Linked DNA regions of Mus musculus: region 1 is linked to region 2. A link is a contact called in ENCODE POLR2A ChIA-PET data. All regions are on one chromosome and are shown on one strand. The core of a region is the stretch at or near the end of the contact, and the rest is flanking DNA. Distances in the headings are between cores, read along the strand shown.

Evidence for each region. ChIA-PET counts read pairs that join two places held with the same protein, here RNA polymerase II (POLR2A).
Region 1: POLR2A ChIA-PET joins it to region 2 with 25 read pairs in Patski. The contact joins two enhancer-like sites. POLR2A ChIA-PET finds 5 or more read pairs at or near these places in 3 of 5 experiments (Patski and embryonic stem cell).

The regions. Positions count from the first base shown.
Region 1 is chr5:107,266,070-107,269,869 of GRCm38, forward strand. Tgfbr3 (transforming growth factor, beta receptor III) reads right to left here. Exons shown (of 17, transcript NM_011578.4): 2 at 125-281. The coding sequence starts at 191. Among named protein-coding and RNA genes, the nearest start is that of Tgfbr3, 22 kb to the right of the region's middle. Within about 2 kb of position 2,267, at least 1 of the 3 ENCODE cell types and tissues checked has a DNase peak (open chromatin) inside an H3K27ac peak, as active enhancers do.
Region 2 is chr5:107,232,287-107,236,398 of GRCm38, forward strand. All of the region lies in intron 2 of Tgfbr3 (transforming growth factor, beta receptor III), which reads right to left. Among named protein-coding and RNA genes, the nearest start is that of Tgfbr3, 55 kb to the right of the region's middle. Within about 2 kb of position 1,790, at least 1 of the 3 ENCODE cell types and tissues checked has a DNase peak (open chromatin) inside an H3K27ac peak, as active enhancers do.

The DNA of each region.
Region 1 (3,800 bases), core at 1,017-3,516, 34 kb after region 2:
ATAAATATTCACATTTTACATAAGATAATATGGACTAAATATTTTTAGCCAAAGAGACTGAGGGGAGAAGGAAATAGGAATTCAAGAGAAGGTTAAGAGCCTCCCAATTGAGAAGGTGCATTACCTGCGGTGGCCAGGCAGGCGCTCATCAGGACAAACACAGGGACCATGTGGTGGGATGTCACTGCCATCTCTCCAACAGCCTTTGGTTCTTCAGCTGGATGGCAAGTGTGGCAAGTCGGGTGTAGCCTTAAGATCCTTCTCTGCAATGTTCAACTTGCCTAGAAAAATAAACAAATTTCAGTAAGAAAACAGTGTTGAAATTTCGCTAGTGAACACACATGTCATATGTAAAAAGTTAAATGGAGAATTTCTGAAAAGTATCGAAGAGAAACAATTTGTCCTGAAAAAGACCGGGGCAGCCCTCAGGCAAATTGGGGTGGACAGTGACTGTTAACAAAGACTCTTACAGAGAGTAGTTTTAAAAGTGACATGCTTATACTTCACATACTAAACATGAGGCAGGGTCTCACTATGTTTCCCAGGCTAGCCCAACATTCTTGGGTTCAAGTCCCTCCTGTTTCAACCTCCCTGAATGGCTAGCATCACAGGAATGTACCAACACACTCAAGTAGATCTTTGGTTCTGTGTGGAGTTTTTAGGACCGTGACAGACACGCCAGGCAGACACCTGTCATATCAGCAGTAACAATGTACACAGTCAGGGACACTGGACATGCAGTTCCAAGAGCCAGCAAGCAGAAATAGTTCTTAGAGACTGAGCCTCACCATGGCGAGGTTACCACTAAGATCAACTTCAATTGCACTGAGAGTCAATCTGCAGAGAGAAAAAAACAAAAAACAAACAAACAAACAAAAAACAACAAAAAACAAAAAAAGAACAGAAAGAACAAAACTCATATTTCAACTCTTCACCTCTTCACCAATATTAAAAAGGAGAAAGGGCTTTGCTGCCTCTCTGCCACATTGCAGAAAAACTCAGTCCTGGGCCATGTGATCCAGAAGCCTCTTTCTAACCATTTCTGGTTCCTGTCTAGAGCTCTGTCAAGGTTGTATTGCTGTTGCTTTACGTGTGTGTGTGTGTGTGTGTGTGTGTGTAGTGGGTCTCTGTGTGTCTGGATCTGTGTGTGTCTGGGTCTGTGTGTGAGTGTGGTTTGTTTGAGGCAAGGTCTCACTGTAGTCCTGGTAGGTCTGTACTCACTCTGTAGAACAGGCTGGCCACAAACTCACAGAGATCCACCTGCCTCTGACCCCTGAGTTCTGGAATTAAAGGTGTGGCCGTCATCTAGCTGAGATTTGTGACTGATATGTGTATCGGGGGAGGGGAGGTTGTTGCTTTGTTTGAGACAGTTGAAATATATATATGTATGTGTGAGAGAGAGAGACAGAGATGCAGAGGGAGAAAGAGAGACAGAGACAGAGAGAGGCACAGAGAGAGAGAGAGAGAGAGAGCGCGCACCCAGGTTTATAAGGTGCCACACATATAATACGCTATCAATCAAAAAATATCAGCTATTTTGATCACTACCCCATTCTCTTTGAGGTCTTCTTGCTGATAACTGAAAAGATCGGAGTGTGGTCGGTCATTCATGTAATTCTTAGCTCCTGCCCAACAAGTTTTGTGTATTGCCACAGGGAGAAAGAAGTCAAGGTCAAGGGAGAACAAAGTTACCAGCAATGCTGACAAGTTAGAAAACTTATTTGAAAGCCACGAAATTTACTTCAGCTAACCCCTGGAAGCCTCGCCTTTCTCTCACCATCAGATAAATGGAAATGTCTGTTTGCTTAAGAACTCGACAACAACACTGAGAGTTTGTCTCCCGTTTTTCCTCTTCAAAAATTAGATTTCCTAAATGGGTTAATAAGCTGGAGAGTTTGTTTCCAGGTTTTTTTCTTCAAAAATTAGATTTCCTAAACGGGTTAATAAAGAGAAATCTCCCTGAAAGAATATACCATTTCAACGAACACCAACAGAAATCTTACTAAAGCAAAGACCCATAAGGAGCACTGAGAAGATGGTTTACAGGAGGATTTTTATGGAGCAAATAACCACAGGCAGCCCAGGGCGCGCGTCACCTCTGCTCACATCTGTGCAGGGCCTGTGGGGCTGCGCTGCAATAATCCAGGAGCTTACACCAGTCCTGAAGGAACCATGGAAAGAAAGGCAAATGGCCCTATTAAAAATACGGCCTGCAAATTGCTGACAAGAATATTGGGCAATTATATAATTATTATATAATCGAGCCAAGCTAAACAGTTTGATGCCCAAAGGCAACCACAGCAAGTTCACTCCGGATCTCGAGACATCTCCGAGGAAGTGCAGGACAAGTTGAGACTCCACACAGCTGTGGTGAACAAAGAAGGAGCTTCTTTGAGCTGAAGCCCCTCTTTATGAGAACGTGTTCGAAAAGAAAGCAAACTGCGAGGGTTTTTTTTTTTTTTTTTTTGTCTAATCTCCCCAGTGTGCTGACAGAGTTCTAGGGCCTGGGAGGACAGGAAGGGAATCCCAGGGGTCCCACCTGGCTGATGTCCAGCCAAGACTACAGACCAGAGCTGTGGCATGACTCAGGAATCCAGCCCCTCAGCTGAATGCTGGGTGGAGCCAGGCCTCCATAATTGTGTACCTCTGAAATAAAACCAGAAAACACCAACTCCTCTTTCAGGTGAGGTTCTGTCATAGTCACTTAGCTGCTGACCCGCCTTGACATCATGAAATCTCTTTGGGCTCATGAGCTGTGTGAGTGCGTAAGTAGAACCACTGAGACCCTGGAACAATCTGGAGGCGACTGCAGAGTGATCTCTTTGCTCGCCACCCAAAGCTTCACAGCAGTGTGCTCCACTGCTGGGGATGGGAGCCTTTAGCACCACAAATTAGCAGAAGAAAACAGGGGGGGGGGGGCACTCACAGGTTAAAAACAAAGAAGAATGTGCCGCTTGCTAAGTCTGTTGATTTCGGAGCATGCTGTGTTTACTTCTGAGACCATTAATCAGAGCTGGCTGCTGCACATTCCTGAGAACCAGCAAAGCATTTGGGTAAATACAGGGATTAGCTGAGGAAAGCCTGCTCAACCAAATCCTTGACAGCACCACGAATCTAGACCCACGCTCCAAAGGAGCTACTTAGAAAAGCCTAGACTAAGGAAGGAATGTGTGTGTGTGTGCGTGTTTGTGTCTATCTGTGTGTGTTTGTGTGTCCGTCTGTGTGGTGTGTGTCTGTCTCTGTGTATCTGTGTGTGTGTGTGTGTGTATATTTGTGTGTGTGATGTGTGTATGTCCCTCCGTGTGTGTGTGTGTGTGTGTGTGTGTGTGTGTGTGTGTGTGGTATGTCTCTGTCCGTGTGTGGTGTGTGAGCATCTGTCAATTTGTGTGTGTGGTGTGTGTGTGTGTGTGTGTGTATCTGGTATATGTATATGTGTGTGTCTATGTATATTTGTGTGTGTATATTTATCCATCTGTGTGTGTGTGGTGTGTATGTGTTTGTCTGTGTGTATCGTTGTATATGTGTCTCTATATATAATATATTATATATATTTGTGTGTGTACATGTGTGTATGTTCCTCTGTGTGTGTGGTGTGTCTCTGTCTGTGTGTGGTATGTGTGCATCTGTCAATCTGTGTGTGTGGTGTGTGTCTGTATGTGTATCTGTGTATGTATATGTATGTGTCTATGTACATTTGTGTGGGTGTATGGGGGCATGTATGACACCATGTACATGTATGTACATGTGTGTACATGTGCATTGGGCAGCCCATGCAGATGTCAGAAAACAACTTTGTGAAG
Region 2 (4,112 bases), core at 540-3,039:
CCTGTGTAGTTAAGAAAACACACAGACAACCAAGGTGGCTGGCACACAGCTATAAGGTCAGAATCCTTTGTCCTGGATTAAATGATCATCTTCTATCTATCTATCTATCTATCTATCTATCTATCTATCTATTTATCTATCTCCCTATTATTTTTCCTTTTTGGTTGTACTGAGTATTGTACCCAGGGCCTTGTGAATGCGAGGGAAACACTCTACCACTGAGCTATCGTCCCAGCCCTAGCAGATGTTCATCTCATCACTCAGCCCACCTGAGTATTTTATGGAACCTCTTTCACCTTATGTTCTGAAAATCATTACAGAATGTGGTTCCCATTTACTGGGCTCAGATGAAACTCTTCACCGGCACAGTAAACATCAACAGTGACATGAAGTATTTAAGACCATCAGTATCCATATTCTTCATGTAAGTATGATATAAAATACTTACCCCTCCCCCAAATCAAACTGAGAGCTTGACTCTAAAATGATCATTTTTAATTGTTCTCACATAATGGATATTCTTAGTAAAACAAATGTCTTAATGTTACCACGTGTGATTTATCTAGCGCCTCAGCATCTCCTGTTTCTAAAACAGCTAGAAATATAACAGATGCTAACTGTGGTTCAGCGTCACAAGAGACTCTGGTCTAGCTAAGGATTCTCACACTCGCCACGCAGCCTCTAGTTAGCACATTGGCTTTGCAGTAAGAGCAGTCCTTTGAATTCTGCCTTGCGCTTTGGTCGCTGTCTCAGCTGAGGTGAGGTTGGAGGGAAGACACCATGACAGTCATCTCCAGCCACCTAACAGTCTGACGGTACTTTTATAAGGGCTTATTCATTTATTCATATTTTGCCCATGTTGGGGATCAAACTTGGGGGATGTGTGTGTGTGTGAATGTATGCATATATGTGTGCATGAGAAGAGAGACCAGGGGTCAAACCTGGATATTATTCCTCAGGAGCCATTCATCTTGTTTGGGGTTTTGTTGTTATTGGTTTGGTTTGCTTTGTTTCGTTTTTTGAGACAGAATGTCTCTTTGGGACCATGGGCTCACCATCGGGCTAGGCTGTCAGGCCAGTGAGCCCCAGGAATCTACCTGTGTCTGTCTCCCCAGCATGGGGACAGGGAACAAGCATGCACATCATGCCTGACTTTCCACATGGATTCTGGAAACGGAACTTGAGGACTTGTGCTTACGCAACAGCACCTGATGGATTAAAATATCTCCCCAACTGGGACCTTGCACACACGCTAGGCAAAGACTGGCATAAGCTGCATCCTCAGCTAACAACATTTTTACAACCAAGGAATACTGCTCAAAAGTCATGTGATCCATCTTCTGAGATCTGCACTTGACAAACTTTAGAGAATTACAGGCATTAATCCACAGTGACAAATGAGATTCGATGTCCTCTTCCTACCAAGGTCAGCTACAAAGAACACTCTAACCTTGGCAAAGTCAGACAAACAGGAACTCTGGGGTGGGAAGGGGAGGGGTGAGAGAGAGACAGAGAGACAGAGACAGAAAGACAGAGACACGGAGAAACAGAAAGACAGAGATAGAGAGGCAGACAGAGAGACAGAGACAGAGAGACAGAGATGGAGAGACACAGACACACAGAGAGAAACAGAGATGGAGAGACAGACACAGAGAGAGGGGCTGCAAATACTGCTTTTCTTAAGTACCCCTTTAATTTTCAGGCCGGAAAGTTCAGGAATGTCTGTTTGACCTCAGCCACCTTCCTCCTGCTGCCTCTAACGGCTCACTCTATGCAATCCCTGTGGAGACAAGCCTCCAACAGCTCTGGCCTTGCCAGGATAAATTTTGGCTCATGTCCTCCAGCAAGGCCACGAGTCCTCTGAAGGTCAAAATAAATGCGGATTATTTCCAACACGAAAGGAAGTATGTTTTCTGGAACGAGGGCCCCAGCTCAGCCATGAGGATGGTACTGATAACCAGGGGGATGTGTGCTGCCGTGAGCTTAGATCTCTCGGGCCTTTGCAGTAAATACACACTCACCAGTGGCTGCAATGAGCTTGTCGCTAATGATTTAAACTTTAAACTGTGGCATGTAAACTCGTATTCCAGCACTGTCACAGGGAAGGCTTGCTTGACACACTAGTCAAGTTTTTCTCTTTTTGTATTTGAATGAATGTGTTTCCACAAATCCTTGTTGTAGCAAATGACTTCCTTGTGCTGGGAATCCAAAAAGGGAAGATAAGAATCGTAGCAGAGAAAGAGTTTTTCAATGTCTACCTTTCATGAAGGGCTAAAATTCCTTTTATTTCCAAACGCTGAGGCATACAGCTGCCAGCCATCTGCAGGCCTGGATTACAAGCATGATACTCTCTCTCTCTCTCTCTCTCTCTCTCTCTCTCTCTCTCTCTCTCTCTGGTGCAGGAAAACAAAAGGAAATCTCAACTGTAGTTTAAGAAAATGAGTACCAGAGAAATGAAAGGCTGGCCTCAAACTTGCAGCAATCCTCCTGCCTCTTCCTCTCCATCTGCCAGGATGCCCAGTTCCTCCTTTTTCACACGTGTGTAAGTGTGCATGCACACGTATGGATGTGGATGTGAACGTGGAGGTGAGGTCAGCTGTCTTCCCTTGTGACTCTTGCTTTATATGTTGAGGCAAGGCCTTTGTCTCGAACCCAGGGCTTTCTGATTCAACTAGTCCAGCTAGCCTCCTGCTCCAAGGGTCCTGCCTCAACCTCCCAAGCACTGGGCCACCACACCCACCGGGCATCTCCCGAGGTACTAGCGATCTGAACTCGGGTTCTCACATTTGCACAGCACGTACTTTCCCACAGAGCCTTATCCTCAGCCTCTCTCTCTTTTATCCTTCACTATTGCATGTGTGTGTACATGCATAGCTGGCAATCAGGGGACACTATGGCTCCAGTGCTCCCTTTACACCTTCATGTGGGATCTGGGGCCAAACTCGGGTACCAGGCTTGCACAGAGGTCGGTTGCTTTACCTGCTGAGCCATCTTTCCAGTCACTTTCAGTCCTTTTTGCTCTACACACGCCTCGTTGTTTTCTGGTTTCATTTTGTACACAGCATGGCTGGAAGTTAGTATTTCAGATTCCCCACAGACCTGCAGTCCACTTGTGGGTTCAAGCAAACACCAGGCCTTACCAAAGCAAAGCTTCTGTCCCTCCCCCTCCACCATACCCTATACCACCATAGAGGAAGGTCCTGGGTGGCCTTGGAGGTGTGAGGTGTAGTGCTAGGCACACAGTTAGCATTTGAAGTTTCAAATCACAGCAACCAGAGGCACAGAACCAGGGCAGACACACCCAGGCTGGTAGTTTATAGCATGGGATGGTTCTGGCTTCTATTCCCAGCATGCGTCACCTACAAGCTAGTTAAACTTAAAAAACCACCATTTTCAGTGGTAACTGGGAAAGAGTTCCCAGGAAACAGGACTAAGAAGACTCTAGCAGTTGTCCGCAGATCTCCTGTTTTTCAACAGTTTTCATTTCCTCTTCCAAACCTGTCTAAAAACTGCTCTTACCAAAGGAACCGATGGCTATTTCCTGTCCTTGATGGACAGTGCCAAAGACTGGTAAGGAGGAGACACAAAGGAGGACCCCCAGTTACCCTCTCCTTCCTATGCATCTGTGTATGTCTCTGGCCCTTAACAGATACTTACAGAATGATCAGAGATACAGGGAGACAGGATCTGTGGTAGAGAAGAGAGCAAAGCCTTAACTCCCAGGGGCACATTTTCAGCCAGTCCTATTTACAACAATAACAGCGTGTGTCATCAAAAAGCTGAAAATCACCCTGTTTGGGTAAAGGTGCTGCCACTCCCTGATCACTGAATGAATGTATCTATTCAGTCTCTCTGACCCACATTCAGAAGGCAAGGTAGCTATGACCAGTGCAGGCTTCTCTCCGACTGACTTGTTATTAACATGCCTACTGGCTGACAGATGCCAGAGAGACGGTTGGCTGCACTGTCCAGAATAGCATCCTGCTGCTAGCTTGAACCACCCTAGGGAATCTGACAGCGCAGCCAGGGCACCCTTGAACAAGCCTCTTCCTCACTCCTAAGGCAACAGCGCCTGGGACTCTGACAGTGACAGGATAACCCTGGAAGAGTCT